Linked DNA regions of Homo sapiens: region 1 is linked to region 2. Evidence: read pairs that join two places in POLR2A ChIA-PET (ENCODE). Cell type or tissue: Panc1. All regions are shown on one strand. Each heading gives the region's core, and the rest is flanking DNA. Links, peaks and the distances in the headings are about the cores only.

Region 1 (2,916 bases), core at 319-2,818, 100 kb after region 2:
GCTTTTCTTCTCCTCAGTGCAACTGTGTGCCAGGCCAGGCTGCTCTGGCTCTTGCCTGCTGTCTCTCTATTCCCCTTCTAGCCCCTAGGCCTTGCTATGCAAGGAGAGCCCTTTTCCCAGTAAGGCAGCAACACCATTTTTTTTTTTTTTTTTTTTTTTTGAGACAGAATCTCTCTCTGTCGCCCAGGCTGGAGTACAGTGGTGCAATCTTAGCTCACTGCAACCTCTGCCTCCTGGGTTCAAGCGATTCTCATGTCTCAGCCTGCCAGGTAGCTGGGATTACAGGCGTGCGCCACCACGCCCGGCTAATTTTTGTATTTTTAGTAGAGACTGGGTTTCGCCATGTTGGCCAGGCTGGTTGCAAACTCTTGGCCCAGCAACAGCATTTTGAAAGATTTTTGGGAGACTGGGCATGGTGGCTCACGCCTGTAATCCCAGCACTTTGGGAGGCTGAGGCAGATAGATCACCTGAGGTCAGGAGTTCGAGACCAGCTTGGCCAACATAGTGAAACCCCACCTCTACTAAAAATACAAAAATTAGTCGGGCGTGTTGGTGGGTGCCTGTAATCTCAGCTACTTGGGAGGCTGTGGCAGGAGAATTGCTTGAACCCAGGAGGTGGAGGTGGCAGTGAGCCGAGATTGTGCCACTGCACTGCAGCCTGGGCAACAGAGCAAGACTGCATCTCAAAAAAAAAAAAAAAGAAAAGAAAAAAAGAAATATAACGTTAGCTGCAAATTTTTTAAATTTTCAAGTAGCTACATTAAGAAAATTAAAGAAGCAACTGGAATTAATTTTAATGATATCTTTTATTTAACTCAATAGATCCAAAATAATATTTTAACATGTAATCAGTATAAACATTCATCATTCATTACTTTTGTTTTGTATGAAGTCTTTGAAATCCAGTATCTTTTACACTGACAGCACATCGCATTTGGGGTTCATCATATTTCAAGTGCCCAATAGCCACGTGTGGCTGGTGACTACTGTATTTGAGCATTGAAGGTCTAGGTTACCGCAGGAGCTTTGGAATCTGACTAACAAGTCCCTGCCACCCACAAGCTCTTTCCTTTCTGAGTCCCAGTTACTGCCACCTTAAAATGATCATGAAAATAGTATCCATCTCTGTGCCAACAATGATGCCAAGTACTTAACCTGAAGGAGCTCTTTGAGTTCTCATAACATCGTTACTTGTTGATTATTATTAATAACCTCCATTTTACCAAAAACGTCTCTGAGGCTCAGAGAGGCTAAGTAACATTCCCAAGGTCACACAGCTTGACCAGGCAGAGTTAGTATTTGAACCCAGCTCTTCTAGAGCCCTAGGTCTTGACCATGCTGCCTCCCTTTCTCTCCTTTCCAACTAATCCCAGCTAGAGATGAGTATCCCCTTTTATGCTAGGAATAAATTGTTTGCTAATCTGTGACTGGAGAAGGACAAGCAGGGAGGAAACAAGCCTTTCCTTTGGTGTAATTGCCATTCTTGCCTCTTTGGACCACTCTGTTCTGTGGGAGTTCACTTTCCTCCATCCTTTAGTTACTGAAACACCCTTGCCTCTGGCCACACTGGTATGACACAGTTTCCTTGGCATGTCTGTCTCATTTCTGAGGACACACCCATGTTGAGGAGACTGTGGGAACCGGCCTAGGTTTCACGGCCACACCCAAGCTATCTCTTAGCCAGGCCGTCTCTGCAGTTGGCTGATCTCTCTCTCACACAGCTTCTTCCTGGCTGCAGTTTCGGGTGGTCATGTTCTGTCTGGCTCTAGGGGCTTCTCCTGGGAGTTCTTGCTAGGCATCAGCTGAACCAACACCGGGAAAGGGTAGGCCCTGGGACTGCGATCTCCCCATGGGGATCTTTGCTGAGAACTGGACCATGCACCTCTGGCCACCAGCTGATGTGTCCCAACACAGACCTTGTCTGGGTCACAGGTCTAGCCCATGGCTTTGGCAGGCAGTAGGGTCAGCTGGGCTTCCTGTGGTCCCTGGTTCCCCACCTGCCTTCTTGTGGTTAATATATTTTTCTTCACCCTCACCACTTCCTCTCAAGTCCGTCCACCCTCTGTAGGTAACTAATCTCATTAGTTTCTGATTTGAAAGTATGGAACGCTTCGCAAATTTGCATGTCATTTTTGCAGAGGCGCCATGCTAATCTCTATATTGTTCCAACTTTAGCGTATATGATGCTAAAATTGAGCACCAGTGTGATCCTTTTAAGCAGAAATCAGATCATGTCACCGTTGCTCAAAGGCCTCCAGTTGCTTCCTGCAACCATCAGAATAAAACCTGAATCCCTTACTGCACTCCACTTACTTTAAGACCCTACATGATCTGGCTTCTGTTTCCTGCTTATTTCCTCTACTTTATTTTTATTTTTTAATTAATTGATTTTTTGAGACAGTCTTGCTCTGTCGCCCAGGCTGGAGTGCAGTGGTGCAATCTCAGCTCACTGCTACCTCTGCCTCCAGGGTTCAAGCAGTTCTCCTGCCTCAGCCTCCTGAGGCACCTGCCACCACTCCTGGCTAATTTTTGTATTTTTTTAGTAGAGACGGGGTTTCGCTATGTTGGCCAGGCTGGTCTCAAACTCCTGGCCTCAAGTGATCCACCCGCCTTGGCCTCCCAGAATGCTGGGATTTCAGGCATGAGCCATAGCACCCAACCTGTTTTATTTTTTGACACCATCCACCTGGAGATTTATTTCCTCTACTTTATGCCCTTGTTCACCTACTCCAGCCACACTTGCCTTCTTGCTGTTGCCCTTGTGGCCAGCACTGTCCTGCCTCAGGGCCTCTGCAGGTGTCCTTCCCTAATACTTGGTGCTGCTCTTCCCTTGCTTGTTCCCAGGACTAGTTACCTCTGCCTCTCTGGTAGACATTCACATCTTGCGAAAGGCCTTCCCCAAGTACATCCCCCAC
Region 2 (2,916 bases), core at 115-2,614:
ACTTTGAGAGCTGTCTATATTATTATGATAAAACTCTGCTTAGTAACTATGGTTAGGGTAGTAAACAGATGGGTTAAGATGATGAGAGTACAGAATAGTAGAATTATCCAAGAATCCACCTTTGGGTTCACTACCTTCTGAAATTCTCCCCCACCTCTGCCTGCCCTCAATTAAAGAAACACTGAACTTCATTAGATTTTGAATGTCCTAAAAATATTTCATTTTCCTTTACTTATTTTTAATATCTTGAAAAATACTTTTTTGATAATCACATATAGTCAAAGGGAGTGAAATAAATTTCGAAGTGTGTTGGGTGTGAATCTTATGTATTTTTCTTGGGAACATGAATAAAAACAGTAATTATAATCTTGTAGTAATTGAACATTAAAAACTAGTATAGATAATAAGTGGCATAAAGAGAAGTCTTTTGATGGATATTGGAATGGAGTATTTGAAAAGATCTAAAGAATATAAGGAAGGCAGAAGTCTGCCTATTATTTAATAGGCCCACATTAGCTAGATAAGCCAGACTTAAAGAATCTTTAAACATTCTTATTAAGTTATTAAAACAACACCATTTTTACTGAAGAAATATCAGATATATTTTTCAAAAATTACCATATAAAACATTAGTAAATGCTACCATTTTGGGGATTTTCCTACATTAGAGATTTACTTGCTTAAAATACACTTATGAAACTTAGTTCAATAATACTAAATCCTCTGAAAATTTAACTCTGTGAAGAGTAATATAAAAAGCACCTTCTAAAAATTCCTTGTTGTGACACAGGGTCTCATCTGTTGCCCAGGCTGGAGTGCAGTGGCATGATCACAGCTCTCATTGCAGCCTCAACCTCCAGGGCTCAGGTGATACTCCCACCTCAGCCTCCCAACACAGCTGGGATCACAGGCACTCACTACTGCGCCTGGCGCTTTTTTTTTTTGGGGGGGGGGGGGTTGGGGACGATGTTGGAGGGAGCTGGGACAGGGTCTTACTATGTGGCCCAGGCAAGTCTAGAACTCCTAGGGTCAAGCAATTCTCCCACCTCAGCCTCCCAAATGTGTTGGAATAACAGGCATGAGCCACTGCGCCTGTCCTAAAGTTTTTAACAAGAAAACCCCAGTAGGATGTTTTCATCATTATTAAAACGATTTATTATTGGGATCAATGAATCATTGAGCTGTATGAGTTCCTTTTTTTTTTTTTTTTGAGACAGAGTCTCACTCTGTCACCCAGGCTGGAGTGCAGCGGCACAATCTTGGCTCACTGCAACCTCCACCTCCCAGGTTCAAGCAATTCTCCTGCCTCAGCCTCCCAAATAGCTGGGACCATAGGTGCACGCCACCACACCTGGCTAATTTTTGTATTTTTTGTAGAGATGGGTTTCCACCATGTTGGCCAGACTCTCGAACTCCTGGCCTCAAGTGATCTGCTTGCCTCAGCCTCTCAAAGTGCTGGGATAACAGGCGTGAGCCACTGCACCCAGCTGAGTTATTCCTTAAATAAAGAACCACTATAGTGGACCTTAAGAGACTATGCTTTTAAATGCCCTTGTTACTTAGAGACTGGAAGCAGGAATAACATAGAGCAATTGTTTTCAAACTCCAGAATTCCTAGGAGATTTCTTAAAGGATAACTTGCTGGGCTGGGGGTAGAAGTTAGGGGAATATGTTCCTCATGCTTATTTCATGCCTAAGGCCCGAAGGCCAGCTACATTTTCATGGTTTATGAGAGTTTCATGTAAGATTTGTCTTGAGCACAAAGTTTTGTATTAAAAAAGAAAAACAGATGTTTTCAAGATGTCAAAGAGCAAAAAGAAGTCTGTGTTCTGTGAAATGGCACTTTTCAGTAGCAATACAGATGTACTGCCTTGGAAGTGTATTTCTAAAAAGCAGTCAATGACATGTGATGTGTTTTATGAAAAGCCTAATTTTTCAAGTCCATGTTTATGTGATAATTTGTATGACCATTGTCTCTAATGTCACTATAAAATTTTTAAAAGATTTTAAGTTGCTTTTACAAAAAATAGCTACAATACAAAATAAGGATTAAACAAGTTTAATTACAGTTCTTTCCCCCGCCCCAATGAAACTAACTCAGTGGATCCAACTTCTCATCTTTAAGACATGGATAGGGCAGGACACAAATTCTGCTTGTTTATTGAATAAGAGACACACAGTAAACTAACAAAGAAACTAACTTAAAATAAGGTAATTCTTTCTGAAATCTGCTGAATGCCTGAAGTAAAATGTTCTAGGTCAGAAGAGATTTCAATCTAATTTTAGTTATAGAAACTGCAACTTGTGATGATCCTATTATCCCAGCTAGCTTTCGGCAAAATTGGTTTCATTTTGTGAGAAAAAGCAAATATACTATAGGTTGTCAGGTGTAACAAGTCCTTGGGTTAGAGACTCTGTTTGGTCTTACCTAAAATGGTAGGACTGTTTTTCAGTGACATTAGCTACATAACACATTATGAACTTCTTGGCACTATGATTAGTTATACGATGATTAAAACACTCAAAAGGAGCAACTATCCCAACTGAGATGCAGAGGCAGAGCACTGTGTGAACATTAGGGTTTGCTATCCTGAGTTTACATGTCACCATCTGAAAAACCCAACGACAATAAACCTTCAACTTTGAATCCTTCCCAAATACAAAAACATGGAATAGAAGCATCTCAACTTCATTCCTAACAGATGAGCTGCTGGGATGAGGATGACATCAGTTAATAATATTTCTTGAAAAGTATCTTCAGATTAGAATCTATTTTTAAATTATAAAATAGTTTAAATACAACACTAAAAATGTGAAGCAAAGATTAATCTATAAAGGCCAAGTTCAGACTAGGGCAGTATTCAGAAATTTAAAAATTAGAAACCAAGAGCCAAATCTTACTTGCCCACTACTTCC

What was found. ChIA-PET counts read pairs that join two places held together with the same protein. Peaks named below come from ENCODE experiments on the same cell type or tissue, not always from the same donor. Only the 100,000 strongest peaks of a DNase experiment are listed, where the experiment ranks them.
Region 1: POLR2A ChIA-PET joins it to region 2 with 5 read pairs; 6 of 35 experiments call an interaction of 5 or more read pairs at or near these places.

Annotation. Positions count from the first base shown.
Region 1 is chr5:149,604,541-149,607,456 of GRCh38, forward strand. All of the region lies in intron 3 of ARHGEF37 (Rho guanine nucleotide exchange factor 37), which reads left to right. It also overlaps the pseudogene RNU6-588P. Among named protein-coding and RNA genes, the nearest start is that of ARHGEF37, 25 kb to the left of the region's middle. RefSeq lists an enhancer at 1,714-1,853. In Panc1, for the core only: no CTCF peak of the experiment used is centred there; a DNase peak (open chromatin) is centred at 1,581.
Region 2 is chr5:149,501,577-149,504,492 of GRCh38, forward strand. All of the region lies in intron 9 of CSNK1A1 (casein kinase 1 alpha 1), which reads right to left. Among named protein-coding and RNA genes, the nearest start is that of CSNK1A1, 48 kb to the right of the region's middle. In Panc1, for the core only: no CTCF peak of the experiment used is centred there; no DNase peak of the experiment used is centred there.